Regions from separate parts of the Homo sapiens genome. Here region 1 is linked to region 2. The links are chromatin loops, found by intact Hi-C in ENCODE. Cell type or tissue: natural killer cell. All regions are shown on one strand. Each heading gives the region's core, and the rest is flanking DNA. Links, peaks and the distances in the headings are about the cores only.

Region 1 (16,275 bases), core at 5,602-13,601, 57 kb before region 2:
AAGCTGAGCCCCAATTCTGCCTCCACATGAAGGGATTCTGACAATGCCATTTCGCCTAGAAGTGCCTCTGGAACCTCGATGTTCCAGACGGGCCTCTAGATCCCCTAGATGTGCTTGAAGAACTCTTTTTTGAAGAACTGTAAAATTGTTTCACAGTGTGAGGTACAGAGCTGCTTTTACTAGTAAAACATTATTTTGTCATTATAGGTTATAGGAAATACTTATCTTCCCAGAAGACTTTCTAAAGACCATTTTATACTCCATAGACCTCTATTTTATACTCAATAGATGTCAAGCGTAGTGCTAATTCAATGTGGTAAGTGGCTATGCTTACAATTTTATAAAATTCCCTGATGTGGCTTTAGCATGAATCTATTTATATCCCAGATGTGACCAGGATGTTTTGGTTAATTCATTGGTTCCAGCCATATTTATGGCTGAATGCCACATGATTGAGTAAACAGATCACGTGGCAATCTTTGCTAATCACTGTTTGCATGGCTAAAATAACTGGGCCAGCAGGGTCATTGTCTAGCTATTCAAGTAATGTACAAGTAGACTTAGGAATCATCATCCTCATCCTGTCCCATTTTCTCTACACTAAACCCATGGCAGGGAAAGACCATAGTCTCTGTAAATTTTAATCAATGTATTTGAATCAAAAGATTCTGTTCCTGGAGGAGGCAACCGTGGGTTGACCAAAACGTTTGTATGCAAAAAGAAAATGCTCACAGGTAAACACTGGGCACAAACTCTGATCATTCCACTATAGCTACAAATTATTTTTAATTTTGTTAAAAACAGATTAAGCTTTTAAGGTTAAAATGGTTATAGAAGAAACCAGGCAGTATAACACTTTTCCAGTAAGATAACATCTAATTCACCCAGGGCAGTCAGAAACTTTCAGTTGAACACAAGAGAAGAAAATTCCAGAAGCTCTAAGGTGGTTAAATTTCATTTCCAAATCCTGGGGTCATCGAAGACTCCATGTACCAACTGAAAAATAAGACAACCAATCCCATCATGGTGCCAACCACTCTAGTTGTCTTGGGCAAGTCACTTATTTATCCATCTTGGCTTTCTTGCTCAAAAATGATGGATAGCTACACCTCACAGTGAGGATTCAGTCATGTAAGCAAAGTGCCTTGAAGACAGGAAGCCAGACATTATAGGAGCATAATTTTTGCCCTGAAATGCATTTGGTATGGGTTGGGCATCAGATGTTTCTGATTTGTGAATTAGTCTGAGAATGTTAGACATGCAATGGTTTAAGGATTGCTAGGAGCAAAACAGAACCATGTTGTGTGTTTATGGGTAATCAGCCAGTTTGGCAAACCACCAGTGGCTGAAACTTGTACGGAAGCAGAAAGGCGTTAGAGAAGATAAGGCCATGCAAGCAGAAGCAAGTTAGGGGAAGCACGCAGATCAAGAGAGGAGCAAAGAGAGCTGATGTGCAGAACATGGTTACACGGGAGGCCCTTGAATCCTAAGGAGGTATCCCACTGGTACAACTTCCTCCTAGCGTTTCTGGTTAACTATGTGAACACACAGGCAGACAGATCAAGCCGCTATGTGAGGGACAAATAAACATACTGAAGACCTAAAAATGTGAAGTCAGCTGAGCCTCAATTCAATCCAAACCTTTGGGGGCTTATGCACCATTAGTCTGTATCATGGCCTCCAGTCATTTGTCCCTCTAGAACAGGAACTCTGAAAGGCCTGACAAAGAAGAATGGACAATCACAGATGCTGGTTTTGCCTTCTCATTCCCTGCAAGTCTACTGGATGCAGGAAGGGGGTGGGGGGTTCAAGCTGCCTGCTTAGGAGCTTAAACATGACAAGGATTTTCTAATGAAAAGCTAACCCAGAGATTCCTCTTTTTCCTATGATACCACAGCATCCATCATTCAAAAACCGAAAAAGGACCCACCTGTATAGGCATCTTTAAAAAGACAATAAAGGGATCCGAGCAATTGTCTGCAGAGTACATTGTAAAACACTCCGCAAGTTATGTAAACAGCCTGGATGTTACACTGCCTCTCACACCTGGAGAGGCAACAAAGATGAATGCTGCATATTTGCCTGAAAGAGGAATACAAGAAAGGAAGAGTGGTTTAGAAATTGCAGACCATTCCCCATTTTAATGAGGCACTTGAGTTGCTTTCCCCTCATTTTGTTGCTACTAGAATGGGCACTAAAAAAAAAAAAAAAAAAAAAAAAAAAAAAAAAAAAAAATCTGCAGCTATTGCAATGGGCATCTGTGAAGAAAAATAAGATATTAGACATGAAACATATCATTAACACTGTCTAGACGCAAGCTTGTCCAACTGTGGCCCATGAGCCACATGCGGCCCAGACCAGCTTTGAATGTGGCCCAACACAAACTTACAAACTTTCTTAAACCATTATAAGATTTTTTTGTGATTTTCTTTTACCTCATCAGCTATTGTTAGTGTTAGTGTATTTTTATATGTGGCACAAGACAATTCATCTTCTTCCATTGTGGCCCAGGGAAGCCAAAAGAGTGGCCAAGGGAAGCCTGGCTAGAGAAGTCATTTGTATTTTCTGTTTGTATGACATACATATATGAGAGAGGGAGAAAGAGAAAGAGCACTTACGGGTGAGAAATCCATGGGCCTGGAAGCTCAGTAGAGTTCCTGAATGTTTGGATTTGACTTACGACCTTTTGAACTGCAGAAGCAACGGTTCTGATGGCACGTTCTGCAGGACCTCCATGCAACAAAGACTTGTAACCCAGTATCACATTTTCTGTTCAAACAACATTCTTTTGGGGCCAGGGAAGGGTAAATCAAAATCAATTAAAATGCTTTTGAACTTCTAAGAAAGTCATTCCAGGTTTTAGTTGAAAGAACCTTGTTTCTGGTAAGCATACGTGTTCAGGTAGACCCACAGACTACCCCTAACCTGCATGCAGATTATATTATTTGGAAATAGAAGCTGAGTTCAGTAAACACTCCCCACACTTCAGCTCCTTCCAGGCTGTGGGCTCTGGCCCTTCTTCTCATCTGCACAGTTCAAATTAATTATACACTTTAATTTCATGAATTATTAATTTGATTCTGACTCGGCAGCTTATGATTATCCAGCGCTACAGACTATACAATTCCAGCTTCATTAAAACATCACCAGCTGCCTGAGAGACAGACATTAAATAGGGGAGAGCAATAATAAAATTAAGCTTCCGGCGCATAGCAACAGAGTCTTCCTCAGTCACAGGCAGTGCAGGGCTCTGCCGCCTGGCTGGCCCAGGCAGAAAGGAAAACGTCCTTTTAGACAAGTCCACGCCCCTTCTCTGAATGTGTTTCTTGGCCTTCCACCATGCACACAACCTCAGATGGTCAGATGGCATGACTGAGGGTTTGTATATTCATCTATCTATCTCTCCCTGCAACCCCTTTCATATGCCCGCCACCCCTGCTCGTCCAACATTAATTCTTTGATGACTGCCAATGCTCCAAGCACATCCAGTCTGGCCACCTCCCAGTGTTTGCGAGACTGCCAGCTTCTGGGAAGGGTTCACAACTGCTGACAGCTTAGCAGGTAGAGTGGAGCATAAGCCTCTAAAGAGTTAGCCCAAGAAACTCCTCTGCACTGTGCCTCTCTTCCCTCTCTTTGGCTTCTTGGTTTAAGAAGCAGTAGTCTGGTGCCAGGAAAGGGATTGGGTTTTAGTAGGAGTGTCCAATATGTCCAGTATATTACTTCACTATTTGGGGGTGACAGATGCATAATGCCCAATCTGGGTACATGTACAATCTGGTACATGATAGGTGCTCAATCAGTACAAGTTCCCTTACACCATCCTCGCATTTATAAAATGAGAGCATTGAGCTCCTAATCTCTAAAGCTCCTTTCCATGCTGATTTCTGAACCTCTGTATAGAAAGTTCACCATTTCTGCAAACCATATGACCCTAAGATACATCTGATGACTCTCCCCCAGAAATTCCATGCTTACTGTTAACAGGGAGTACTAAAAAATCATACATGTATAACTCAACAAGATCACGGCTATAAGGTTTGGAAGAATCCTCTTGGAAATCACCCTGGGCAGTTGCTCTTCAAAAAGGAGTCCTGAGCAGTGCTTCTGCACCCTTTGTGAAGTTCATACCCTTCTTCAAAGGGTTCAAGAAATCACTGGTTGCTAAGGCATGGTCTTAGTTGGATAAGCATCATGAAAGTAAGTGACAAAGAAGAAAAATGACCAAAACAAAGAAAAGAATGAGGAACAGAATCTTGATGGTCAGTGGAAGAGGAGGGGAAGAGAGAGGAGGAGAGGGAGAGAGATCCAAACATCTTTTTTTCTTCCATTTTGTATACAAAAAGCCCAGTTAGGCATGCAGAGTCTTCTGTGGATTAATATACTTCTTCAAATAAATAAAACCACAGCACTTTCTCCCAGTAACTTTGTGGCAAAACAATTTGTAGAAGGAAAAGGTTGGAATTTAGACATTCCATTTAGCTGCTTCAGAAATCTAAAGACCCCAAACCTTGTGGGATTTCAAATCGATGGAATTAATTAAGGGAGATGTCCAGCACTCTCCACTAAGTAATCAGCAGGTACAGTAGACCTGAAAGTCTATAAAGAAAAATGGAACCAGATGACATTGAGGGAGGCAGCAGGGATTAAAAAATGAGGATCCAAATGGGAAAGGTGCCCACCCATTGATCGCAGCATAAGAGATTAAGGCTTCAATGAGCAGCAAGAAGATTCTGTAACAGAAAATGGTTGCAGAGCATGAGCTTAGGCCCTGAAGATATCTATAATCAGTGACAGCCAGGCATAGACAGACAGGGCACCATTTGCCCAGGAGCCAGGACCTGTAAAGAGTCGGTCAGGGGGTAAGATATAAAACTGGGTTTAAAAGATGTTAGTAGTATATAGGATAGTGTATCATTTTATATCATGTCATATTTATTTTCTATTTCTTTCACTAAAATGGAAGCTCCATGAAGGTAAGAACTTTGTGTGTTCTGTCCACTGTTGGATCCTCAGTGCCTAGAATATAGCCTGTCACAAAAAGATACTCATTCATATTTTGTAAAGGGAATAGGTAACATGAACACAGGAATGAAGCACTGTAAGTGAAAATAGGCACCCTGCTAATCCTTAAGCGTGATTCCCCATTTCCCTGGACAGGGCAGAGTCAAGCCGAGAAGGAGGAGCCACAGGCCAGCTGTTAATGAGACACTAAATAAAACGTTCAGTATTCATACCTGTGGAACATGGGTGAACCTTCTGGTAACTCGATTTTTCACACCAATGACAGCAAATGAGAAAGTGAGAGAAGCTAGATAAATGTTTTTGAAAGCATTACTGCAGTGGAAAATAACTGCACTCTCAGGACACAGCACTGTAGCTCAAAGAATTCAATTGTTTTCGCTTTTAAGTCATTATCCTTCTTCCTCCATTCTCTTCCAGTCCTGTATAAGAAAATACACACACACACACACACACACTACACTGCCACCCAATTTTACAGATGGAGTGTCACCGAGATTTGGAGCAGTGCCCTAAACAGAATTCTGGCCACACTGAGAATCAAGTAGAAAGCCTTAAGACCCCATGGCTCCCAGGTTCATATGCAGCAGTCAAATGCCTGCTCAAGGGCCCAAAGGGGAGAAAAGCAGTGAGTCCCCTGTTCCTCCGTGCTCAGCTGACCTTTCCACCACAAAGCATGACTAGAAAAAGCCCCCTGCATGATGATGCCAAGAGGCAAATTCCAGAAATGGGAGTAGACAGTTTCCGATGAACCCTAGAATGCTTACAGACTCGCAGGATTAGAAGAAACCTTTATAGACACGTACACTTATCCTTGCTTGCTCGGCCATCTTCTCACTGGTTCAAGTAAACAGAACATGATGCCTACCAAAGATATCCTGACATGCTTCTGAAGAGAGAGGCTCCTTCCCCCTGCTCAAGAGGATGAACCTAAAATTTGTTGCAATGAAGGCACAGTCACTGTAAATATACCTCAGGAAGGAAACCGCAGAAACCCTAAGTCAACCACAGTTCCAGTACAGAGGAAGCCCTCCCTTGGACAGAGGTCATAAGGCTAAACAAGCAATGTTCCATTGGACACCTCTGTTACCTTAATAGGCATCTCATCACCTCCCTGCCCAAACGCCACTGCTATTCATACTGAATAAGACATTAGCTAGACCTGGAGGCAGGTCTAATGATAATATTTCTTCACTTGAGCCCCCGGTTTGGTCACTGGCAGAAGGTATCCTTGAGGGGCTTCTGTTTATGTCAGCAGATGTTAGCCTGAGAAGTAGCAGCTTTTGTTTCCATGACTTCTTCCAAATGAAGTCAGAAGCCTCCAGGGTTCTCAGATACATCAGAGAGTTCTAGGGGCATTGCTTCCTTTGTGGCCAGAACTATAATGTGGGGAGGGAAATGCTGACTTTCATTGCACAGTAGAAAATGTCAGTCATATTTCCAAGAATCTCTCAAAGGGGTCAGCATGTTCACTTCAGGATCCTTGGCAGTACGGGTGACTTCACATACAGTAAAAGATCCAGTAGGCTCTGGCATCTAAGAGCTTAGAATCCAGACATGGTGAAGTTTCCCATGAGCCCCAGATATCCACAAAATTGCCTGTGGTCATTAAACCCACAGGACTGTTAAAAAAAATAAAATACAGAAGTATGCAGAACAATGAAGGAAGGATTTTCTAAAACAAAAAACACAATCTTTCATTGTTTCCCCTGTCTTTACAATAAAAACACAGTTTTGGACCTGTCTGGACAAGGGGACTTTCCAGTTTCCATGTGAGGCTGGACATTTTGCATTCGATACAAATTAGTTCCTCAAAATCAGAATCAATTGTCATAAAATGTAGGGAAGTATTTTCCCACGGGGCAAGCATTTGTGGTAAAACTGGAAATGTTCAACTTGATTATAATGCTTCACGAAAAGGTCAGCGTGGGATTTCAGAGCTTTACCTTGAGGATGTTAACTCTGTTTGCAGGCAGGGTGAAATGGGAAGAGTGAGTTTGCCCAGGCTTGCCATGTCCACATTGCTCTGATCACCTGTCACAGGGCCAGCAGCAGACCGTGTGCCTCAGAAAACAAATGAATGCATGTATACACACGCACACTTTAGACACACACATACCCCCCATGTGCTTTCCAGTGCCCAGACACCTCCAAATTCGATGACAGAAAGAGTGTGCCAATGTGGGTATATTCATTGGATAAGACAAAAACAACATTACTAACAGTAATCTAAAACAACAGGTCTCAATTCACTGGGACATGGCATAGCATCACCTGGAGAGCTTTCCAAAACTACAAATGCCTGCGCCTCCCCGTATCCAGAAATTCTGATTCAGAGCATGCACAAATATTAAAAAGGCCCCCAGGTAATTATAATATGCCATATACCTACTCCCTGATTTCCTGTAGAGACAATATTTACAAAGCCAATTAATAGCCTAAAGCTTTTACTCAGGACAAGTAAAAATGGCTACCACTTCCTGATGTCCAGGTTCTGGCTGTATATTTGTCATAGAACTTCATTATACTCAGAATCATGGTTCACATTCCACAATTGACTCTACACATCAGACCATGAGCTTTCTAACCCTACCTCTAACAGAATGAAACACAGACAGAAGAATTTCTCCTAACCCTACCCCAGATTTAAACCTGAAGGAGAGTGATAGAAAAATGGCTCATCATTGAGTTGCTTGCTCCTGGGACACCATCCTAACCATTTGTTCTCTCTCACAGACTGGCATTTCTGTGTAGGTCTCTTTTGCAGCTCCTGGTAGCCCCTAGCTTGTTCAGTTTATCAGATCTGACGGGGTCATTGCCTGTGAGCAAGGCTGAGTAGAATTCTGAAACACTTTTTTTTTTAATCAGCCAAAAGTTGTCATTTGGCCAGATCCTGAGGGTGAGCCCCTCCTTACTCAGTAAAGCTGAGTGTGATTCAACTTGGAGGAGAGGGACTTACTATGAAAACTAGAAAAATAGGAAAACAATTTCAGTTTTAAGAGACCAAAATTATGCCTTACTTGCAAGTCACAACATTTTTACATTTTGAAATCTAAAATTCTGAAACAGACCTCTTTTTCAAAACTAATTCCTGCCACAATGATAAGAGTCTTTCAATATCTCCACCATATTCACACAAAGTCAAAGAGTCAAAAGCATTCTGAGTCTCCGGCAACCATCAGTCAGGCAACCTCTGTCATTGGCTCTGATTTTACGAAGCGGTAGAGGTGGGCTGGGCTCATCCTCAAAGCCTAGGCAATCCAGAGTTTGGCTGCCCATGTGCTTCTATGTCATTGCCAGGTGAAAACTCATGTGATAACAAGAAGCACAGTGATTCCACAGAACCATTTTGAACACTCCATTTGTCACCCAAATCTTAAATACCCCTGGTTGTCAGGTATTCCTCATGAGCCTATATGTACCAGAGTTAGTCCTATGGGAACAACGCCCATTAGTGAAGGTCACCCCACCCTGACCACTCAGAGTTATGTCCTCAAAGTTCCTAAATGTGATACAACTGGAAGCTTTAATTGGCAGAAGATTTTCACCCCAGGCATGGCTATCTTTGTGGAGGTTGTGTATGATGAATTCTTTTGCCCAAAACACCTAGATTCTCCAAAATTACCTTGAATATGCTGCAATGCCAACAATGCAAGTTTTTATTACACATTAATGTATATGGCAAATTTAGAGTCAAAAAAGAAGGTAAAACATGCCACATTCGTGGTAAGTCCAAATGGAAACACAACTTTATCCACAGTTTAGGAATCAGACTTGGATCTGACTTCCAACTCTGTGACTTAAAGCATGTGTCCCCTTGGGCAAGATACTTACTTACTTTGAACCTCAGTTTTGAATCTACGCAAATGGGGATAATGTCATTTGCCCTGATATTCTTTTTGAGAATTAAATCAACAAATATGGTGTCTGACACAGTACATGCTTAATAAAAGATTGCTAGTATATTAACAGTTGTTATTATTATGTTATTATAGATTATCTTCTCACTGAAGTTATGCTAGGTACTACTTCTTAGTGAAGAACAAGTCCTGGACAGGGAGCAGGTAATATTAATACCACTTACTGCTCTGAAACCACCATCTTCCCCTAGACAATGACTATTAACTTGTTTTTGAGCTCTACCTCTGACGCCTTCAGCCAAGGCACACCTGTTTCCAGGTAAGACTAGATGAAATAAATGCTTTGTTTCATTTCTCCATTGGAAATGAGGTCTTGGTCCATGTTGAGGATGTGTCAGGGGTGTGTCTGTTCTAAGTTTCTGGAGCCACTGCACACCTGCTCGAGTAGCTGAAATGCATACTCCGACCATCTCAGAGCTACAGAAGTCCCAGTTGCTGCTGGAAGTATTTTTAGCTGCATTATTTATTTGAACACCTGCCTGATAATCCTAGACAGAGCTCAGTCTGGGAGGGGAAGGGCCACCAGAACACCCAAGCGTTCCTTCCCAATATGGTTGCATTTGCTAATCTGTACCCACCCTGTGGCCAAGAAGAGCCTCTCTCTTCCCAAAGAGTGGTTCTGATCACAACACACCACAGGCAAATAAAAGTCTCCAAAGAAATACCTCCAGTGTCATATTCTTAAACAGGACCTCATAAAACCCAAGAACCTTAATGCCAATGCCATGTGAAACACTGAGCCTCTCATCCTGGCAGCTATGAACATATTAGTCACCCTCAGCTATCCTTCCGGTGGTGACACACTACTAACCAGTATCACTTCCTTTATTTTACCCGTACAAAAACTGAGATGCAGAGAAAATGGCTATAAAAATGCTGTCCTCTTTCTGACCATTCTGCGTTCGTGTATTTGGTTCTTCTCAAATATAATGTCCTGCTGCTGACTTCAACCGTGCCCATTTTTCAGTTCATAGCCTCAACTCCTTTCTCTTAACTATCAACTCCCCACCACAAACACCCTGAAACTTAACTGCTCTCTGTCTCCGAAACTGCATATTGTCTGTATTCCAGTATTTAATGTTTTAATTATGTTCCATGTTGAACTGTCTGGCACCCAGGATGTGCTCAACAAATTGAAAGGATGATTTTTAGGTCTTGTAAGAAAGATACTATGCATGTTTTGGCTTTTATTTTTTCGTTAATAGATTCTTTTTTTTTCTTCTCTTCGTGTATTTCTGTGTGTGTGTGTGTGTGTGTGTGTGTGTGTGTGTGTGTGTGTGTAGAGATGACATTTCCCATGTTGCCCAGGCTGGTCTCAAACTAGGCTCAAGCGAACTTCCTGCTTTGGCCTCCCAAAGTGTTGGCATTACAGGCGTGAGCCACCACACTTGGCCTTTCACAGCTTCTAACTCAGTACCAGAGACTTATCAGGTACAGAATAAAAGGTTGCAGATTGACTGAAAGCCCCTCTCAAGGCCGCACTGCCATCTGCCATCATCAGAATGTTTACAGATCAAAATTCTTGCTGCTGGCACTTAGGTCTGGCTCACCAGGTCATGCTTTCTCTGCTCATTCTGCCTTGGGCTAAATTGCCTAATTTTTCAATATGTAGGCTACATATTCTTTTCAAGGGGGTAAGGATCTTATTATTTATTTAACTCACTAGAGTCTTAAGTGACTGTTTATGAAAGGTTCTGAGATCCCAGAAGGAACGATGTGGCATTTAGTGCAAAGCACCACTGCCTTGCATAGATCAGTGGGTGGTGTGTACAGACATACACATAAAAACACTACTTGGCAGTCACCACACACATTGTTTTTGTATGATCTGAAAACATCTTGCTGGCATAATTCATAAGCAGAATGTCTTTATATTTAATGACCCAAATATGCCAGTCACGTGCTTCTGAAAAGCAAGTTAGATCCAATAAAACAGCAATTTTGTTAACCCTCCTCACCACCTCCCCACTAAAATAATCTCTGCTTTAAATTCTGACCTCTCTGAATGGCTGCTTTGAGAAGTATAAGTGGGCAATAGGCCTTTGTAAGCCATCATCTCATAGTGTAGGCATGAGAGGAGGCGTGGAATACAAATGGTCCTGGCCAGTGCGAGTTATAGACCCAAAGATACAGATTTTTAAGGAACTGGTAGAATTTATGCTATGAGAGGAAGAGTTTATCCCGGCTTAGACTTCTGAGTCAGAGAAATAGACTCAAATAATTCACAAAATCCTATTTTAGAAGAGAACAGTCATCCAGTCCAGTTATAGACTTTGAAGGCATGAGCTAGTCAAGCAAAAGTAGACCTTCAGCAATTACTTATCCATTTAACAACTATTTATCAAATACCTATTATGATCCAGGTATTATTCTAAGCACTAGACAACAACAGGAGTTAGATAGATAAGGTCCCCCAGCATGGTCCTGTCTCTTCCCTTCTTCAGGACAAATGACAAGAATGCCATAGCAATATGCTGGGGAGGGTTCTTGGGCAGCTAAGAATACACCAACTCCTGCTACTGAGAACCTCAAAATCAACTGACCCTCAAGATCACTAGGCCTTCGCAGGTCTTCATGAACAACCAACTACAAAGAAAACAAATGACAATAACAAAACTCCATGATTATAATCAGACCTCTGCAGTACCGAAAGGTCTTCCATATACTACCAAAGACATCATCATCATTTTTCACTGTTTCTCCTGAAAGATATTTAACAAATGAATGGCTGAGAATGTGCACACAACTTAGAAGAAAAATCATTTAATTCTGAAGGAGTCATCACTTGCAAAGCCCAATTAAAAGTCATATTCATTCATTCATTCAACTATTCAATAGTGAACATTTATTGAGCAGCTCTGTGTGTAGAGCACTTTATGAGTTAGGTGCCTTGGGAAATACTGAGATGGATGGCACAGTCCCAGCTCTTGAGGAACTTAAAAAAAAAAAAAATCAATGGGGAAATTACAATCTTCATTTTACAGATGAATAAACAGTGGCATGGACAGTTAAGGGATTTATTTTGAATGCTTCATCATAGAACTAAATCACAAAATAGTCATCAAAAAGATGCAAAAGCACTGAGCTAGAAGGTAGAATATCCTAGCTCCAGTCCTGGTTCAGACTCACTGGTCAAGTCCATCCCCTTTCTTGGGTTCTAATACCCTTTACAAAATGAGTGGGTAGTCTTCAGAGTGGGTTCTTCCAGCTCTAGGACGACATAATTCTAACACTTGTGAACAGTAAGGTTTGGTGGTCAGAACTAAAGAACTCAGTCTCTTGACAAAGGGAATGACGTTTAATATGAATTGTTATTGAGAGAATTTAAAGTCCCACCTAAAGGAATATGGAAGCTATTCCATTCCACTGGCTATTATTGCATTTGTTCTTAGAAGATGCTCAGGCCTAAATATCTTCTTCAGTGGACTTTCTAATTGGTATCTCTCCTATCTTAAAATAATGATATAAGGAAGGCTGCAGCCTTTCCCTACATCTCCCTTCAGCCCCTGCTAAGTATCTATAACACAGGGTAATAAGTGTTTGCAAGAACTACATTGCTCCCTGTAAGAATAACTGTTCCAACGATAATGTAACTCACCTATGTGTGATGTGACAAACGGGGGCTTAGCCTACATGTAAAGAACTCTTAATTAAAGGTTTAATAGACAATGAGAGGCTTGAACTAGATCATACATGTAAGATCCCTACCGGCTTTGGCTTTCTATATTACTATGAATTCTGTGAAGACAATATAAAAGATTTCTTTATTGAGTTAATCAGGGAATCTAGAGCATTAACCAAAATCATTTATATTTGGCTTATCAGTGCTTACTTCCAAAAAAGAATAATAGGAATTAGTGTAGAAAAACCTTAGTTTGGATCTTTAAAAACAAACTGTTTAATAATTTCACAACATTTGGAACCCTCCCCAGAGCTGTTCTCTGAACTTGGATGATGTCTCCTAAATTGCCAGTCAGCTGGCCATTTTGCAACACGTGAGCTGTGAAATCATATATGTGACGATCTAAATGACAGAAGAAATGGCTTTGAATCCTTTTGTTTATATTTAATTTTTCCCTTCCTGCTTCGACATATCATTTGTCCTTAATACTTTTATTTTTTGGTCCTAGAGGCACAGGTGGTTCTTATTTCAGGCTGTATGAACAGTTCTGCTATTCAAAGATTAATGAATAAAAGGGCCTTGTAAATAGATTAGCATGATAATGGTAATAATGCTTTCTGCTGCCTTCTGTGCCTACTTCAATCTGTGTGCCCCTGAAAATGCCTCCCCTCCCCCATGCACGGGTTCCTTTCCCCTCTTTCCCACCACCTGATTCTTTCAGTCTTAGGAAGACAAAGTGACCCACGAATCAGGCAGCTGTACAGAAAGCAAGGAGAGGATGGAAGGAAGGGGGAGAAGAGGGGTGGAGAGAGACAGAATAGAGAGTAAAAACCCTAATGTACTTTAAGATAGGAAGGTTTATGCAGAATGTGGAGAAAATACAAGACTCCACTTTTTAATGCAAACAATATCTTCAATCTTCCCCTTCTTTTTATGACACTTGCTGTCTATCTATCACCATTGGAAACTTACCTGTTTTTATTTTAATCACATGTTCCTGACCTCCTACACATACCTTTTATCATAGCTGTTGGAGAGCCATGTTGGAGGTCAAGATTTTAGAGAATTACATCTAGAAGCAAAGGCTAGTTACAGGTTTGGCTTTTCTCTATCACTACATAGAGAAAAGTTCAAAGGGCCTTTCCTTGAAGGTTTTACCAAGAGGCAGAAACTTCTCTGAAAACTTACAACTCCTCCCCAGGGGTTTAGTGTCAGTCATTAACGAATGACTTGGTGGGACCTCTGCTGACATCCTCCTTGAGCCTCAATCAATGTAAGGAGACTGTAAGGATCTCCACACTCAAGACTTGCCTGTGCTCCTTTCCCCGTAGCCTAACCCATCATCTGGCCTCTAGGCATGTGTAAGGATGATGAGTTGGGCAGGGCAAGTCATTCTGGAGGGATGCCATGAAGTCGTCGTCCAGGCAAAATGGATTTAGACAGAAAGCAAAAGTCAGTCCCTAGAGCAGGAGAGAATGTGGAAAGAGACCAGTCTTTCAGAACCGCACACCTATGCCTGCCTGCCTAGGTGGAAAGTCCAACTGCACGGAGACGCTGAACGGAACAGGCAACGGGCCCACACACCAGGCCAGGAAACAGTCACTTCCCTTCCTTTGTCTCCTAAGACCTGCACGTGTTTTCCCTCATTTGAAGGGAGCCCGGAGCACTGGAAGCTGGGCTGACCCTCTGCCTCTCATGGTGATTAACATCCCCCTCCACCTCACTCTGACCCCCAAGGGGGCACACATTACTATCCACCCCACCTCCTGCCTCTGTGCCTTCCGATATCAACCGGGAAAGGAAAATCTAAAAATAAAGCCAGGGCCAGAGTGTGTACCACTCGATTGGGCTCCTGTGCTCACAGATCTGCTTATTTTGGCCTATCTCTCCCGAGCGATAAGGCTGCTAACAGCCTGTTATCAGCCAGTCGGTGAAAATGTGCTCCAGCCTGATTAGGCCTCAGTCTTTGCCAAGGTTATAAACAGCCGTTATCGTTTTCCCGAACAGAATAATCCGGACAGTATCAGCTCAGAAACATATGGGCCACACAGAGAAGATAGCCGCTGACGGACACTTCATTTTAATTGTAACGAGTGGGTAGCAGCAGCCTGCAGACAGCAGACAGAGAGCTGCCCGACTGGCAGTGGGGCTTTTTTTTTTTTTTTTTAATCTCTTCTTCCTTCCCTGGGTTCCAACGCCTAAGCTGCTTTGATATTCTGGGTGGCATAATGAAGTGGCCCCTCCCCCAGATGTTACCAGTCACCAACCATGACCCTTCCCTGCAAGGCAGATGGGACCCTTCTGATTCTCTTACGGTGGGGGGGTTTGAGGTGGGGGGGCACACAAAAACCAACAACCAGCAAAGGGGAACCACTACAGCTCTCCCTACTCTTCAGACAAAATTCAGTCTCAGTAACCTGTCCTGTCACCCCACCCTGCTCTCAGCCCCCACGGCCATGCTTCTTAAAGACCCTCGGCCTGTGAAGGCCACATTTCAGTGTCCGGCAGACGGCAGGCTTTCAGCACACGATGGCTGAATACTTACGAATGGGGCATTTATAGCACTTCCTTCAGCCTTCCACATGTACACATATACATCAGGCAAGATTAAGCTTGCAGGGAACAAGCCCACGCATGTGGGATTTTGTGTTCTGAAAGCAATTTCCAAAATCTCCGCTCTCCCAATGCTCTTTCATGAGATTCATTCCTCAGGCTTGACACAGAAAGCCAACTGACTGGTGTGAGGCAAGTAGGAAGGTAGACACGACAAAAAGAGAAAACTAGCCGGGCGCAGTGGCTCACGCCTGTAATCCCAGCACTTTGGGAGGCCAAGGCATGTGGATCACGAGGTCAGGAGATCGAGACCATCATGGCTAACATGGTGAAACCATGTCTCTATGAAAAATACAAAAAATTAGCCGGGCATGGTGGCGGGCGCCTGTAGTCCCAGCTACTCGGGAGGCTGAGGCAGGAGAATGGCGTGAACTTGGAAGGCAGAGCTTGCAGTGAGCCGAGATCGCGCCACTGCACTCCAGCATGGGCGACAGAGCAAGACTCTGTTTCAAAAAAAGAAAAGAGAAGACTGATGATTGAAGTTTTGGTGAAAGGGTCACCTGTCTGCTTCTGGGTCAGCAGAGGTCTTGGTTGCTGACAACTAGGCCCTGGTTCACTGCTGTTGGTACAAAGTCAGCAGCCACCCTGTTCTTTCATAGGGTGATGTATTTTCCCCCCTCAAATGTTACCATAAACAGAGTGGTAAGAAATGAGCAGAAGAAAAAAAGAGAAAGGGTTGACAGCAAGAAGGTACAAGATGAAGAGTGCATCTCTCCCTGCATTGAGCAGCAGATGCACTCTGTGTTGCCCCTATTGTTGCTAGACTAAGGTTCACGCCTGGCTGGCCAGATGGGGTCAACAACAGCAGGTGGGACTTGGAGGAAGGTAAGCCATCACGCCCTGCCTTGCACTTAGTCATCCCTGTTCATCCTTCTCATCAATATTCATGTTTCACAATATTTCAAATAATTAAATATCCTCAACTTGTTCTTCTTTTCCTGATCCTCTTCTCTATTTTACTCCCCTCTCTCCTCCTTAAACCCTCAAGGCTTTTCTCCGTTTTACCAAAGAAAGCCAGCACCGCCAGGCGTGGTGGTTCACACCTATAATCCCAGCACTTTGGGGGGCCAAGGCGGGCAGATCACCTGAGTTCGGGAGTTT
Region 2 (16,275 bases), core at 5,026-13,025:
ATTCTCTCTCAGTAAGGCATTTCTTCTCCCCAATTGCTCATATAGAATCATAGCCTAATAGCATCCCATTAACATAATTGCCAACACAACTAGTGTTCCGTGTCTCAGAGCCATTTACTTACTTTACCATAAAGAATACCAAAACAGCCCTAAAATCACAAAGAGGAGGGAAGAAGAGGGGTGGGTGATGGGGGAGGTAAGAGGAAAATGTTACCCCCTTTATATTCCCTTTGCTCCCCAGAGTGGGGCTCCAAGATGATAAACACAGGAGTGCCTCTCTCATCTGCGGGAATCGTAACACACAGTCTTCCTACCAGACTCCCAAGCAGACGTGTGCTAAAATCTAAACGGATTCTGCCAGGCGAAATGAAATTCCCATTATTTTTAATTAATCCTTAATTAAAATATATTACTCCGCAGATTCCGCAAATCTCTCTTAATATGCAAATGCGGCCCATTCAAGGATATTTACATATCATTAATTAAAACGGCACATTCTTTCAGTCTAACAAGCTGAGGGGCTGTGGCTGCTGCCACATTGGCGCGAGGAGCCGGTCCTGGCAGTGCCAAGCTCATCTGATAAAAAGATGTCAAGTGTTGGCTGCGCCTGGGGAAGGTAAGGCGAAAGGGGAAGAGTATGTTACACTTTGACACTCTTGAGCACAAGAACTTCAAATATTATCTTGGGGCTGTGGCCAAGTGATTTTGGCAGGGCTCGGAGGCTCCCTGTTATCGACACCTATCTAAAGATCACCTCAGGAGACAGCCCAGCAGGGCCCTGGCTGGGAGACCTTGTATTTCTCTCTCAGGTGATCCTAAGTCATGGTGGAGGTGGGGTGGGTGGAGGAAGATGTTGGCGTGTGAGAGGTGAGAGAATTTGTATACATTTGTCCAACTTTTGCTACAGGAGTAAAGTCTGACCCTCAAAGTCGAACCACCGCCCCAAATCAAGACACAATCGGGTCTGGTGGGGAAACATTAAGCATAATATACCCATCCCTTACAAATTGCTTAGGTAAACAAAGGTCTTCCTAGGAAAGACCGGTCGCTTGGGTGTGACTTTATGCTCATTCCACAGAGTGCTGAAAAGACAAGTTCAGGACCATGTAGCCAAGGCCTGACTGTTGGGAACAGATGACAGGAGGGTGGTATGACATAGTTCCTGACCAAACGTAAAGGAGGAATTCACCTAGGAAAGGCATGTAGAAATGGACATCAATCACTCCATTTCTAAAGACAAGCCCTATCAATCAGGGAGAGATCTGCAAATAGCACTCCACCCACTCTGGAGGGAGAAGTGGGAGAAGGGGGCAGCCATTTGTGTACAGCCAGGACAGCCTGCTGACCTCCCGTAGCTCACTGCCTGCAACACCTGAGACTAGGAAAGGCTAGGAAACAACAATACAGGAAGTGTGAACTGCATCTACCTCGAGCCTTGTTGTCCTGAGACCTCTGGGAATCCCCACATCTGAGAGTCTCACTCATCAAGATGGGGCTGCTGGTAGCTGGCTGGGCTCTCTCACTAGCTAAACGGCTCACTCCTGCACAAGTATTTGAAATGCGTTGTCTCGGCAAAATTACAGCTGATTACATCCTGTAGATTTGTGGCCATTTCTTAATAGGTGAAACCAAGAATATTAAATCTTTGAATGCCAATGATCTACTGTGAAACTATTTAAATTATGACAGGGGTCCATGTGATGTCTTGAAGCTGAAGCAGCTACCCAGGGACTATAATCTAAGGCTTCTGGTCTTGACCCAAATGTCCACTGCTTCTCTGTAGTTCTGCCAGGGTCGAAGTTATTGCTCTGCCTGTATATATATAGACAGAGCTATACATATATACACACACACACACACACACATATTATACATATGTTATATAAAATACATGTTATATACATTATATTATATAGATTATATTATATATTTGTGTGTATATATATTTCTGATTATAAACTTCTACAAGGCAAGTCCCTTAGCTAAAAAGGTCCTTGCATTGTTTTTTACTTAGCTCATTGCCATGCAAAGACAGGAACTAAATACACGCCCAGTGCAAGATTAGATGAAATCAGTAAGAAAAAGGGAAGGTCACAAGGCCAAGGTTCATGAAGATGGAGCAGTTGGCCTGAAAAAACCTTCAGAAGCAGTGTCAGTCTGGGTAGGGTGAGCAATGAAGTTTTCAAAGCAATTAACTAGAATGGGCAGAACCATCCTAAGACAGACACGATGTCAGGCTCTATTCTTAGGGTGTATCTTGGTGCTTCACAGCAAATTCGGGTTCAAATCTCAGCTCTATACAGAACACACTCTGTGACAAAGAGGGTTCCATAACATCTCTAAGCCTCAGTCTAGGTATCTGAGAAACGGAGAATCATTGCCTGCCTTAAAGGGTTCTGTGAAGATTCAATGAGACGATCTAATAAAAACCTCAGCACATAATTAGGACTCAGTAGAAGGTAGCAAGTAGTAAATTATTATTTATTTTTACTACTTTTTTTCCTTTAGGCAAATGGCTTAGTCTCTAAAACCCTTTCCAATTTAAAAATTCAGTAACTCCCAGGAATCCTCTCCTTCCCGTCCCTCATCCTCCACATTTGCTTCAGCACCTCTCCTAGGCCCATAGGTGTTATTTACTGATATTCTTGGAAACTAGTATAGGGACATTTCCATTACTAAAATAGCAATAACAGAGGCCCCACAGTTCTATGAGTTTATCAAGCAGCAGAATATTTGCTCCATCAGCCAGAATCTGTTATCAGGCTTCTTAGAGCAGCTATCATTATTTCATTTTTCTTACTCAGACCAATCTGAGAATGAACACCCTAGTACATTATAACAACATAAGCATTAGCTAAATACATCACTGGATCTTTGAAACCTTAGGCATATTTATATACAAAAACAACAAATAAGAATAATAATAATAATGGACTTAAGCCTTTTGTTAGCATTTGTAATATGTCCACTGAATGCAGATATGAACAGAGCCTCTTTCCTTTCCATCTAGCTTTTGAGGCTTTGGGGAAGAAGGGCTGAGACGCCAAGTGGCAGTTGAGAAACCCCCAGGAGAGACCACTATGTTAGACAGTCACCCCAAGAGTATTGCAAATGGGGACATCCTCTGGGAGGTGAGGGATTCGTGGGAATAGTGAACGGTACCCAGGAGTCACATCCCGTATCTCTTCAACTCCATCTTGTCGTGCATACCATTCCCTCCTGGAGTTGCCCAACACTGAGAATCCCATACCGAAAATTTTATGGCTGCCTAATATCTTTAAGGCACGACAATTTTGATAATTCCCTACTTTACAAGTCCCATCTTCTCAAGGCCAAGCCAGAAAACTTAAAACCCTAGACTCCCTTGCAACTAGGTACAAGCAGATAAAATGGGTCCCATGAATCTGATGAAGCCTCACCAGCACTTGGATTCTAAAAAGCAGCAGTTTAATTTAGGGGACTCAATCTTTTGCCATCCACGATGACAAGCTATGTAGTTGTTTAGGGGTGGAAGCGGCCACATTCCTGATGTTAGGTCCTGAGTGTCCTGGCTGCTAGAAGCAGAGGTAGAGGTGTTTCCAGTGGAGACAGCCCCATAGGGTAGCTGGGTGCTACAAACACAGGCTGCCAGGCCCTCCAGACATTCTATGAACTAACCAGTGTCCCTTTGTTTTTTTAATCTGAAAAATTAGGCTGGGTTCAGTGGCTCACACCTGTAATCCCAGCACTTTGGAAGGCCAAGGCGGGTGGATCACTCGAGGTCAGGAGTTTGAGACCAGCCTGGCCAACATGGTGAAACGCTGTCTCTATTAAAAATACAAAAAAATTAGCCAGGCATAGTGGCGCATGCCTGTAATTCCAGCTACTCTGGGGTCTGAGGTGGGAGGATCACTTAAACCTGGGAGGTAGAGGTTACAGTGAGCTGAGATCGCAACACTGCACTCCAGCCTGGATGACAGAATGAGACTCTGACTCAAAAAGTAAATCAATAAAATAAAATAAAATCTGAAAATTTTAATAAATTTTTAAATAAGTTTCTTAAAATGTTTAATACTTTTTTATTTTATGTTAAGTAGCCAGACTGAATTATTTTTAGCACAACTAAAATTTCTGACCGATACAGCTATGTTGCCAATGTACAAGAGATCATCTAGTCTTTCCCATTTAGACAGGAATATTGTAGCTAAACTATTCACAGAATTTATTACAGAATTCAAACTCCACTGAAGAAGGTTCACAGTCCTCCTTTTCCCTCTTTTACAAAATGGTCTCTTTTCTAAGACCCTGCAACACAGATTCCAAGCTTGTACTATGATATGGTTTGGCTGTGTCCCCATCCAAATCTCATCTTGAATTCCCATGTATTGTGGGAGGGACTCAGTGGGAGGTAATTGAATCATGGGGCAGGTCTTTCCCACGTTGTTCTCTTGATAGCAAATAAGTCTCACGAGATCTGACAGTATTACAACGGGGAGTTCCCCTGCCCAATCTCTTTTTTTGCCTGCTGCCATCCACATAAGATATGACTTGCTCCTCCTTGCCTTCCGCCATGATTGTGAGGCCTCCCCAGCCATGTGGAACTGTAAGTCATTAAGCCTCTTTCCTTTGGAATTTGTCCGGTCTTGGGTATGTCTTTATCAGCAGTGTGAAAACAGACTAATACATACCATCACGACCAGAATAATGCAGAATGATGCCAGGACTTGTCTCATATGATAGGAGTTCAACTCAAGCCAAAAACTCTAATACATTGTGCCAGTTGATATTGTGACTAGTTTTGGTATGGTCAGTTTTGGTTTGGTCACACCTGACTGTGGGAATCCAGAGTTGGCTTGGTACTGGCGGCAACACAAAGGATGTACCGGGGCTTCCCACAGCTTCCCAATTGTGGTGACAGTTTTGGTACGGCCAACACCAGTTGTCAAAGGCAGCACAGACATATGACTAGAGGGACACCAACTAAAAAACTCCCTCATCTTACAGAGGAAGCCACATAACCTCAAAAGGTCAAGACACCTAGACATGGTCCGCCTGCTGGTTAATGTCAGATCATAATGAGAAGGAAAGACTTCATTATATGAAGATGAGGAAAAAGCAGACTTTCTCAACTCCATGACCTCAGTTAACCTGTTTCAGTTGAGACATCTATGTCCTTCTCTTGAACAGACAGACACTTCCCTTGGTTATGTAGATTAATATTAGGTAATTCAACAAACTCACCAAATGCAAAGTGGCTGCTCAGTCTCTGACTGACAATCCAGCCTTTTTGCTCTTTCAGGATTTACCTGTCACAAATGGGGAGACTGTTTGAAACCCCCTGACAAAATAATCAGGCACCATTCAGCAGGTGCTTGGATTCCCACACAAAGGACCACCATCTTTCACTTTCTTTAATACTTGGCTTCTGGGAAGAGTTATTAACTTAAACACCATCTGATTAGTCATAGCTCTACTATGAAAGTTGGCCTGGGGTTCACCCCTAACGTACCTGGCAATTGATATTTTATTTAAGGCGCCAACACACTTCAACATACTTTGCTAATATAATTATTTGCATAGGACTATGATGGATAGGATATCATACCAAGAGCAATACATTGAGGAGCACTCAAAAAGGTGTTTGATGATCTCATAAATGTTTTAATTGCAATGACAGACAGGTGCAATCATCTCATTAAATATAAGTATCTTTGATATAGCTTTACTTTTAAAGAACACACAGCATGTCGATGATAAGTATCTTTACGTTCAGGTCCCAGATCAGGCAAGCTATGGGCCAGAGCCCAAAGCACGTAATGTTGAACAGGTTCTACGTATCATGAACAGTAATGTATTATCACACTACATCATGTTGTACCATAGGGAGAAGCAATCCTACTAAGATACTTTCTACTCTGACCAAATCTCTAAATAAAGGATGGAAGGAAAAAAGGAAGGAGGAAAGGGAAGAAGAGAGAGAGAGAGAGAGGAAGGCAGGAAGGCAGGCAGGTAGGAAGGCAGGCAGGCAGGCAGGCAGGCAGGCAGGCAGGAAGGCAGGAAGGAAGGAAGGCAGGAAGGCAGGAAGGCAGGAAGGAAGGCAGGAAGGAAGACAGGAAGGAAGGCAGGAAGGAAGGCAGGCAGGCAAGAAGGCAGGCAGAAAGGTAGGCACGCTTCCATTTGCTTAAGTCATTCCTTTGACTGACATGCTTAAGGCTATGGCTTCTGGGAAACTATTTGAAAGTTACACAGCTGGGCAAGACATATTTTCACTAGTTGTGCTGATGTTAGCACCAATGTATTTCTATGATATCATCAAAACATTTGTATTTTAGAGTTGTAGTTCTTTATAATAACCCTCACAATAATAAAATAATAAATGAAGAAGGTAGTTCTAGTTCAGGAGTAAGAAAAACAATATCTGATCAAAGTTCTGCATATTAACCATCACTACAAGAAAAAAAATAAATGTTCACACATGTTCACATGCATGCACATAATGACATAGAATGATAAACCTTCACAGTACAAGGTGACGGTGACTGTAACAACGAAGCTACCAAACTCTAGGCAATTACGGGAAAGACAAGTGCTTGAGCATGAACAAAGGCATCTCACTGCCACCAGGCTGTGCAAGAGGCCTTGATCCACAGAATGCTCAAAGCTCACACTCCTGAATCCTACAGGGGATCACAGATTCAGGGAGGCTTCAGGCTTATCTGGAACAAGCTGAAGAAGGCTCCTCGGACCCTGAACCAACAGGAATTGACATCAGACCATCACAACTGACTGAGGAAATGCATAGTCGGCTTGGTACTGGTTGCAATGCAAAGGATGCACTGGGGCTTCCCACAGCTTCAAGGTATTCTGCAAAAATCCTATTAACTCTGCCTACACCCTGTCTCCTAGAAGGCCCAGAGTCTGGTCAGATGGAAATTTCCAAAAACAGACTAAAGAAGTTTTTGTTTGTTTGTTTGAGACAGAGTCTTGATCTGTTGCCCAGGCTGAAGTGCAGTGGCGAGATCTTGGCCCACTGCAACCTCCACTCCCCAGATTCTGGCAATTCTCCTGCCTCAGCCTCCCGAGTAACTGGGGTTACAGGTGTGCACCACCACACCCGGCTAATTTTTGTATTTTTAGTAGAGACAGGGATTTGCCATGTTGGCCAGGCTGGTCTCAAACCCCTGACCTCAGGTGACCTGCCCACCTAGGCCTCCCAAAGTGTTGGGATTACAGACTTGAGCCACTGCACCTGCATCTGGTCTAAAGAGGTATTTAAAGGAGGGCTCTTCAAGTCTGGGAAGAATTGATTTGTTAGGATTTGGAAAGTACTCAAGAAGAAAACATTTAGGCAATTGATGCCCTCCATGAAAGTGTATTTTTAGGTCTTTAGTCCTTTTTTTCCTGTTTTTACTCTACAACCTATCCCTGCTTGAAAACATGAAATAAATTTTTAAAAAATTAAAAAGCTAGCACTACTTTTCTTTTAACTTCCAATGAGGTGATAACGCCTATGTACACATTAACTAATACCAAAAATAAAATTACAAAGGTCAATATAAGAAACTGGCTTATGGCTGGGCACAGTGGCTCACGCCTGTAATCCCAGCACTTTGGGAAGCCAAGGTGGGTGGATCACCTGAGGTCAGGGTTTCGAGATCAGCCTGGCCAACATGGTGAAACCCCGTCTCTACTAAAAATACAAAAATTTGCCAGGCATGGTGGTGGAGGCCTGTAATCCCAGCTACTCGGGAGGCTGAGGCAGGAGAATTGTTTGAACCCGGGAGGTGGAGGTTGCAGTGAGCCAAGATCATACCATTGCACTCCAGCCTGGGCGACAGAGTCAGACTCCATCTCAAAAAAAAAAAAAAAAAAAACTGGCTTACAGTGAAATTGCTGGTGATCCCTAGACCACAATATCAGGGCTTTCCCTGAGGATGTAGAGGCTTCTTTGACATGAACCATTGGTAATGTTATCCCTCATGCCAGATGGCATGTCCTTCAGACACACCCATGGGAGAGAGGCCCTCGGCTGGATTCATTCACAGGTGTTCAAAACATCAGTATTCCTTCCCCACCATTACTATAGATGCTGAAGAACTAAAGGATAAGAAATGCAAGGGTTCAATCTCTGAAGAATTCACAGTCAAATAAAGAAGAGTTGGTAGACAGAGAAAAACATAGTAAAAGTCTTCTCCTCTCAGCTGCTTCCAGTCTGTGTTTACTTAAATAAGGTGAACAGGCACACCAACAAGCAGTATGCTTGCCTTCAGATGTGATCAGCTGTTGGCTTCAGCTGTGATCAGCTGGCAATTCTCTGGGTTTCCTCCTGTACCAGAATAGTACAGGTATACATCAAGGTGCTTGGCTCCACCAGTAAGGTAGGTAACTTAGTGCTGAGCAGAATTTGTGAGGGGAGAGGATATGAATCCTAGAAAGAGAATTAGTAGTCTGAACAACTGATATGTTATTTGTAGGCACAGACCACAATCTATATTATTGTTAAAATGAAGAAGAAATAATATACTTTAAAAAAAATCATCCTATGTTTGGTTTTCTAACCTCAATGACTAGCAAAGGCACTGAAGAGCTGTAGTCAAGGATGATGTACATAAAAGCTGCTCTGTTCTGTCAACCAAGAAAAGCAAGCAATGGCAGCAGGCGTCAGTATAACCACTAAGTGTGACCTCTAGACAAAACCACTTCCTTCTCCCTCTGCTGATGTTACTACAACTGACTGTGGTTTTAATCTAGCTGATAGGGTGACAAGGAGCAAGTTAACATAAAAGGAATTTATGCAATGGCACAGGTCCTACACTTTATCCCAAGAGGAGGTCTGTAAAGTGTCCTTGATCTTTCGCCAGTCTTACCACACAGGTGTTTTGGGTCTCAGCACTGCCATGTCAGCTGCAGCTGAGACGCCTCAGCTCCCTGGCAGGTGCTTTTCAAACCCAGTGTAAGTTCCCCAAAGCTCCAGGCCCCAGCATGTCCCACATAGGCAAGGTCCCCAAAGGGCTCCATTCAAAGCCCAAACCCGTATTTCAGGTTTAGACAACATTCCCTTATATTTCAAAGCCAGGTGCAATCCTTCTCCAGTTTGCTTAAACCTTGTTTTCTACCAGAAATACTTGGCTCACTCAGAAAACCTTGTCCTTATCATCATCTACCCTGTAGAATATTGCCCCCAACCCCTCCTCATTTTCCTTTGGTGAGTAGTTTTAGAAACAGCATGTGATTTTTCCCTAACTTCTACCTGTCAAGGTTTTTGGTTGCAAACTACAGAAGTGGACTCTGGCTCACCTACCCAGGAAAGGAATTTATTGGACAGATAGGCAGTGCCTCTCAGAGTCAACAGGAAACCTGGAGAATCAAGCTCAGAAAAATAAGCACAGACAGCTGAGAATACAACCAAGGTGCTGCCAGAGGAAGCCTGTTAGGAGACAGACTCTGGTACTGCTGGCTTTGGGGACTTATCCCCACCACTGCCACCACCCTCGATTCTGCTGCTACCTCTGAGGCATCTGTAGTAATCCTGTCTCTCTGCTTAGCTCCCTCAAAACACAAGACTGGGCATGGCTGGCGTTCCAACTGGCCAAGCTTAGTGCTCTTGCTTAAGCTGCCAGGGAGAGGGAACAAGGGAGGATGTGTGAAGGGGGAGGCAGGTTCTGCAGCCACCCAAGCCAATGGAGGTGTCCACTCACATAGCAAAAAGATGTCCTTCCCAAACTCACCTGCTGCTTCCTCGGTACAAATCCCAACTTTCCCTTGCTCACTCAAAGAACTCCACTTGATTCAACAACCATTTTTTGGATGTACAGCACATGTTTGGTGCTATGTAAGGTGATTTAAGAACACAAGGGAAACATATGCTACAGCTTTGTTAATATAGAGGGAGGAGAGTTACATTCCCAATGAGGAAGTGGCAGAAAAATGCCTTTTCCAGGTCTGTAACTAAAAAGGAAAAGATCTGTGGATGCCTTTGATTTACCCCCTTTTCCCTCAGAAGATCTGGATGCAGAATTCCAAATGGTATTTCACCCTCTCCAGCTGAGATGTGAATCGATGTATATCTGCAAATCTGGGCACATTCTCAGGATGTGATTTCTAGAGCTTAAAACAACGAACCTAATTCCCAACAATTCAGGGAAAGAAATATTCCCTCTCTGTGTCCATGTGACATTGTTCATTGTAGGGAAAAAGAGATGATGAATGAATCAGCCCTTTCTTAGTGCCTCCTACCCATCAGACACTGTGCTATGAGGTTAATATGTGGGATTGCCACTGGTCCTCCTGAGTCTTAGTGAGACAATGGGAATGGACAACGACTGGAAATCATGGAGTCTGAGATCAAATCCTGGCTCTGTCATTTAATAACTGTATCCACCAGGGCAAGTTACTCAACCTCTCTGTCTTTTCTTTCCTCAGCTATAAAATGGGGATAATAAGAGCCTCTACCTCAAAAGGTTGTAGTGCACAGGGTAACAGATAACATATGTAAAGTGGTAATAACAGTATCTGGCATGCACATGCTCAATAAATATTGGCTGTTATTATTATAAGGTAACTATTAAAATCCCAATTTTACAGATTAATAATCTGAGGGTTGGAGAGGTGAAATAGCCCATCCAAGGTCATAAAGACCAACCTCATATGTAGATATGTAGCAGGCTGGAATGCCAAACAGTTTTGACTCTAAGAACCATGTGACACCATGCTGTGTATACACTTATATAGTGTCAAACACACTCGGGGATATCAAGCTGCAATCCAGAGAAAAAGCTGTAGTGCCACAGCTTTTGATGCTGAGGAAATGTCACAGCCATTATCTGTATTAATAGATCTCTAATATTTTATCTCTAGTAATTATCTGTACTTATTTTGGTCATTCTTGGAAAGGCAAGAACTGAAATTGCCAGAAATCCCTACGACCACAGCAGATAAAAAGCAGTTTTCAATCAGTTGAGCTCCACAACAGGCTGATGAGAACCTTTGGAAATGGCAGCACTTGCTTTACTGGTGTTGGGGTATAGGGTCACTTTTACAATTGAGCTAAACAGTGGCTGCAGAATTCGCATGGGCTGTAAGGTTGATTTGGCTTTTATTTTAAATTCCAGTCTTTCTTTTTTTTTTTTTTTGTACCTCATTTATTATTTGTGAAATAATTACAACTTCTGAATGCCATTATGAGTTAAGAGAGAAGGGGTCTAGCTTTTGGACTTTAGGTCTCCCCATCTACCACCTGCCTGCTACCCATCATTCTGGCTCCCCAGTCCCCCAGAATCTGCCTGACAGTGGGACACGAATGCCCACAGGCATAACAATGAAGCTGCTAGGAGGCCATACCCAAAGCTACTATGATGATAAGATGGCAAGACATGGAGTGGCAAAGGCACCAGAAGTTTAACTCTGGGACTATCTGTCCATCACCTTTCTTTCTTGCACAGCATGCAGGTTGCATGGGCTTAAACTGTAGTGGTCAATAAAGCCACACAGATCAGGGTGAGCAAATGAAAGGCAAATCTAACTCAGGTAGAAAAAAGAGCATTTATTTCCTTGACTGGTACCCTATCAAAGGAAAAGTGGGGCTTCTTTCTACTTGAGAAAACTCCCGATTCCCCAAAAAACAATATGCCCACTTATAGGTCAACTCAGATTAAACAAGAAGGTTAATGCACTCTACATCCAATGCTCCATATTTTACTATCAACTAAGTTGTTATTAGCCTCTTGCATGAATTTTGAGCCTTGTTTCTGTCCTCTCAGAACAGGTATCAAGAAATACATCTGCTAGAATGTAAAATTATCATTTCATTTCTAAGATTGAAGTAAATATTACTTAACATGTTGTATAAGCATTTACTGTTACTTTGATTTTATTGCTTCAATTAACCCAGTTTTAATGCATCATGATAATATTAGGTTTGGTTTACCATATTATTATTGCCTCCTGTTGAGATAAACATCTCCCAGATACATGACAGACAGCAGATGTCCCCACCTTCTGAATAGATACCAATGTATGATGCATCTTCTACATCCTAAAAATGTTCAATTAGAACAGGTGGAACTGCCCTAATGACTGAAATAATTGCTCCTCTTTGATGTTCTTCAACCACCATGGATTTCGGAAGCTTGTCTCTTGGAGCCAATGACATTTTATCATCTCTACATGTGTTCTTATCTTCCCACTCTGTGGAAAACAGTACCAATACACTCCATTGTTTTGTTTTGCTTTATCAAACAGCAAATTATATCCTTATTTGGAATAGAGTATGTTATCTTAATATTATTGCTTTAGTCAAATACTCCATATGGGAGTTTGAAGGGGGTTTTTGTTTTATTTTACACAGGCTTGGTATCATATATACAATCCACAGTCAACCCATGTATAAACTCACACTTGAATCACCAGTTGATGAAAAATATTATCTATTCTTGGTATAGTATGATAATATAATATATGTAATAGGATATTATAATATCATTTATATAACATAAGAATACCTGTAGCAGAACTGATCTCTACAAGTCTCATACATTATTAGTCATATTACAAGAATTTCCTGTACATTTTAGCATTTTATTGTCCTTTATACTTTCTATTTCACATTAAGAAGGTTTTTTTTTTCCGTCACTTTCCTCTATAGCCATCACTCAATCTTAAATTGACAAAGCAAATCCTCCAGTGGCATCAAATGCACACCATGTGTTAGCCAAATTTCAGACAGGTTTCCCCTCATAATTTGTCTAAGACGAAAGGAATAGATATGTTTAGTTTCAGGGAAGTGAAACTATTCAGCAATATCAGTATGTTGATCTAAACTAACTCAAATGAGATGAATTCTTTTCTGACTTCAAAATATGGATTAAATTAATAAGAAGAATGCAGATTGTACAGGCAAACAAATTAAGACAAAAAATTTCTATGAGATGTACTGAACATTTGCCTCCTGAATTATTGTTTACTTGAAAAAGAGCTGATTATATTAAGTATTTAAATGTAACTGAGACTTTTATCAGGACAGAAGTGCTTTTGCTGTTACCCATATTTAATCCAGCTACCTGGCTAGAGTTACATAATTATATATGTATTAGACCAATATTTATGTGGCACTTCTTACCACTGAGTAGCCATATCGATAGATCCTAACAATTATTCATTATATTAAGCAGCCCAATTTCTGGTCAAATAATCAGATGAAAGCATTTTATTTTGACTCTCTTTTAAAAATATCATTTCTAAAATATTTTTAAATGTTCCATATTAATTCCATTCTCCACCTGCAATTGAAGGCTAACTGTCTATATAATCTCCATCTATTCATGTTATGGTGAATACCTATCCTACATGCCTTCTTGTTCTTGTTCCTGTTCCATATATCTACTAATCCCAAAGGCAGCCATAGCCTCATTTGTCATACAAAATCTTCATCAGGTCCTTACACCATGTTAGACTATGACAATCATAGTAGTTTCACTGCATATTGATGCCATGTAAAATCCTATTCACTGAGATTTAGGGAGGCTACATCACATTAACTATATACAATGTTTTACAAATCTAAAGCCCAGTGCAAACACACACACAAAACCAAAACAAATGATTGCAGTCAAGGAGGTCAACTGAAGTTCCAGATCAGCAAACACAAACAGTAAGTCAATCACAAGAAAAAATTTCACTGAACATTACCAGAAATATTCACACTGTCTTGACTGTCTCAGTAAACCACTACAAGAAATGGTGGTCATCCTTGGAAGATTAAGAGTGGTCCCAACAGCCATGTATCTCAATGTTGTACTCAACATTGGACTTTTCTACTCCCAAAGCCAGACCACACTCCCATAGCATGGTGCTCTGTAGAAGACAGGCAGTTTAAAAAAGACTTCAGAGGCCGGGCACAGTGGCTCACTCCTATAATCCCAGCACTTTGGGAGGCTGAGGTGGGCAAATCACCTGAGGTCGAGAGTTCCAGACCAGTCTGACCACCATGGAGAAACCCCGTCTCTACTAAAAGTACAACATTAGACAGGCGTGGTGGCGCATGCCTGTAATCCCAGCTACTTGGGAGGCTGAGGCAGGAGAATCACTTGAACCCAGGAGGTGGAGGTTGCAGTGAGCTGAGATCGCACCATTGCACTCCAGCCTGGGCAACAAAAGTGAAATTCCGTCTTAAAAAAATAAAAATAAAAAAAAAAAAAAAACACACATCAGAGACTGGGGAAGAGAGATGCTAAATTAATGAATAACTCCTTTGGATAATTTCCATAAAATCAGTTCTTCCCCTGAGTTATCCAATCCAGCGTGCCATCCTTGACCCAAGAAGGCCACGCTAGGAGCCCATCTTCCATTCCCATCACATGCTGTGCTCCCCTCTGTGATAATACAGATCACATCACACATTACTCCCCAATCACAAGCTCCTGATGGCAGAGGCTGGCTTTATCTATTTCTTATACCCAGTTCGATAAATGCTGCTGAATGAATAGAGAAATGCTTAAGACTTGGTTAACTATCTTGGTTCTTCCATTGACTGACTACAACTGAATCCTTTCTGAATAGGCCTTAAATGCTACATAACTGAGTTTATTTTCATGAAGTTTATGTGTGTGGGAATGGAGAAGAAAGTAGAACTACTGATGTGATGCCACCAAATCTCCACTCTCAGACCATTCTCTTCCCATTTTGACTCTTTAGAAAGTACAGATATCACCAGGGATAGTTTTAAAAAGAAGGAAAGAATTTAAATTCCAGTATTTCTCACATCACTTGTCCATATCTTTCAAAAACCTTCTTGATCCTGTTCCTCCTCAAATGTGTTCAACCCAGCTGAAGCAGTGGATTTAATGACAAAGGCCATCAGCGATGAGATAATCACACGACATAGTAAGTTTAAAATCAATGAAACCTGAGGCCTGATGTTTTGCCATGATGTCACCTCTAACCAGAGTTCCAAAGACTGGGCCTCTTTTCTGTTAATACAAATGGCAAATCATAGAGACCCTGGAAATACACACGCACATCCTACCTTTTTGGTTCAAGGTAAAAGCACTACATTATAAGTAAGGGAACCTGGATTTTCTTGCCATTCTAAGTGCCAAAAATCTTAGTGGAGTGACAAAGTTTTTCATATTGTCCCCATCTACAAAATGCAAATATTAGAGCTAGACACCCTACCCCCAATGCACTGTGTTTACGGAATATCTGCCAGCAATTTCTAGTCCCGATTTGTGATATCCTTGAGTTGACTCTACTGTTTGGAAAAGAATGGTAAAAATTTATCAGAAACAAAATTCCATTTTAATCTTGGGAAAAAGGAGCAGAATTTTAAAATCAAATAACTAACACAGAAAACTCCAAAGAAGGAACAGGCTGTTCTATTGTCACACCTATTGTTATAAATAGCCAAGGACAATGAAGCAGACAATGAGCCCCAAGCAAAGAAACAAGTAAGTTCCAAGCCATTTAAAGTATGGGTTTGTGGGCCCAGGTTTGAGAGGTGCGGCCATGACAGGCTTTTGTCTGCCCTGTGCCTCAGCTCACTCCTCACTCTGTTACCCAGGCTGGAGTGCAGTGGCACCATCTTGGCTCACCGCAACCTCCGCTTCCCCGGTTCAAGCGATGCTCCTGCCTTAGTCTCCCAAGTAGCTGGGATTATAGGTGCCTACCACCACGCCTGGCTAATTTTTGTTTTTTAGTAGACGGGGTTTCACCACGTTGGCCAGGCTGGTCTCGAACTCCTGACCTCAAGTGATCCACCCACCCCAGCCTCCAAAAGTGCTAGTATTACATGTGTAAGGCACCATGCTCAGCCCCTCACTCATCCCTCTTGCCCAGCACCACGGCCCTGCCACTGAATTCAGGGAGCCAGGCCATCACCCATGTGCTCTAAAACGCTTATAAAAAAATTGTATCTTACATACTAAATTATTGTAAAAAGATTTAAAAAAAAAAAACAAGTGAGACTGGATAAAAAAATTGTGGTGTATTCACATAATAGAATACCACTCGATAATAAGGAGGGGTGAAGTACTGATGCAAGCAATAACACAGATAAATCTCAAGAAACAGTGTGATAAGTAAAAGCCGGGTACAAAAGTACACATGTTGTGTAATTCTACTAACAAAGTTTAAACAAGGCTGGGTGTGGTGGGTCACGCCTCTAATGCCAGCACTTTGGGAGGCTGAGGCGGGCAGATCACTTGAGGTCAGGAGTTCAAGACCACCCTGGCCAACATGGCAAAACTCCATCTCTACAAAAAATGCAAAAATTAGCCGGGTGTGGTGGCGCACACCTGTAAT

Evidence for each region. Hi-C counts contacts between places; a loop is a spot of excess contacts. Peaks named below come from ENCODE experiments on the same cell type or tissue, not always from the same donor. Only the 100,000 strongest peaks of a DNase experiment are listed, where the experiment ranks them.
Region 1: it touches region 2 in a loop (4-fold over the local background); 4 of 110 quality-filtered maps call a loop at or near these places.

The regions. Positions count from the first base shown.
Region 1 is chr1:164,710,631-164,726,905 of GRCh38, reverse strand. All of the region lies in intron 2 of PBX1 (PBX homeobox 1), which reads right to left. Among named protein-coding and RNA genes, the nearest start is that of PBX1-AS1, 56 kb to the left of the region's middle. RefSeq lists a silencer at 9,662-9,771. In natural killer cell, for the core only: no CTCF peak of the experiment used is centred there; no DNase peak of the experiment used is centred there; H3K27me3 peaks cover 3 bases.
Region 2 is chr1:164,653,003-164,669,277 of GRCh38, reverse strand. All of the region lies in intron 2 of PBX1 (PBX homeobox 1), which reads right to left. Among named protein-coding and RNA genes, the nearest start is that of PBX1, 100 kb to the right of the region's middle. In natural killer cell, for the core only: no CTCF peak of the experiment used is centred there; a DNase peak (open chromatin) is centred at 8,657; H3K27me3 peaks cover 1,400 bases.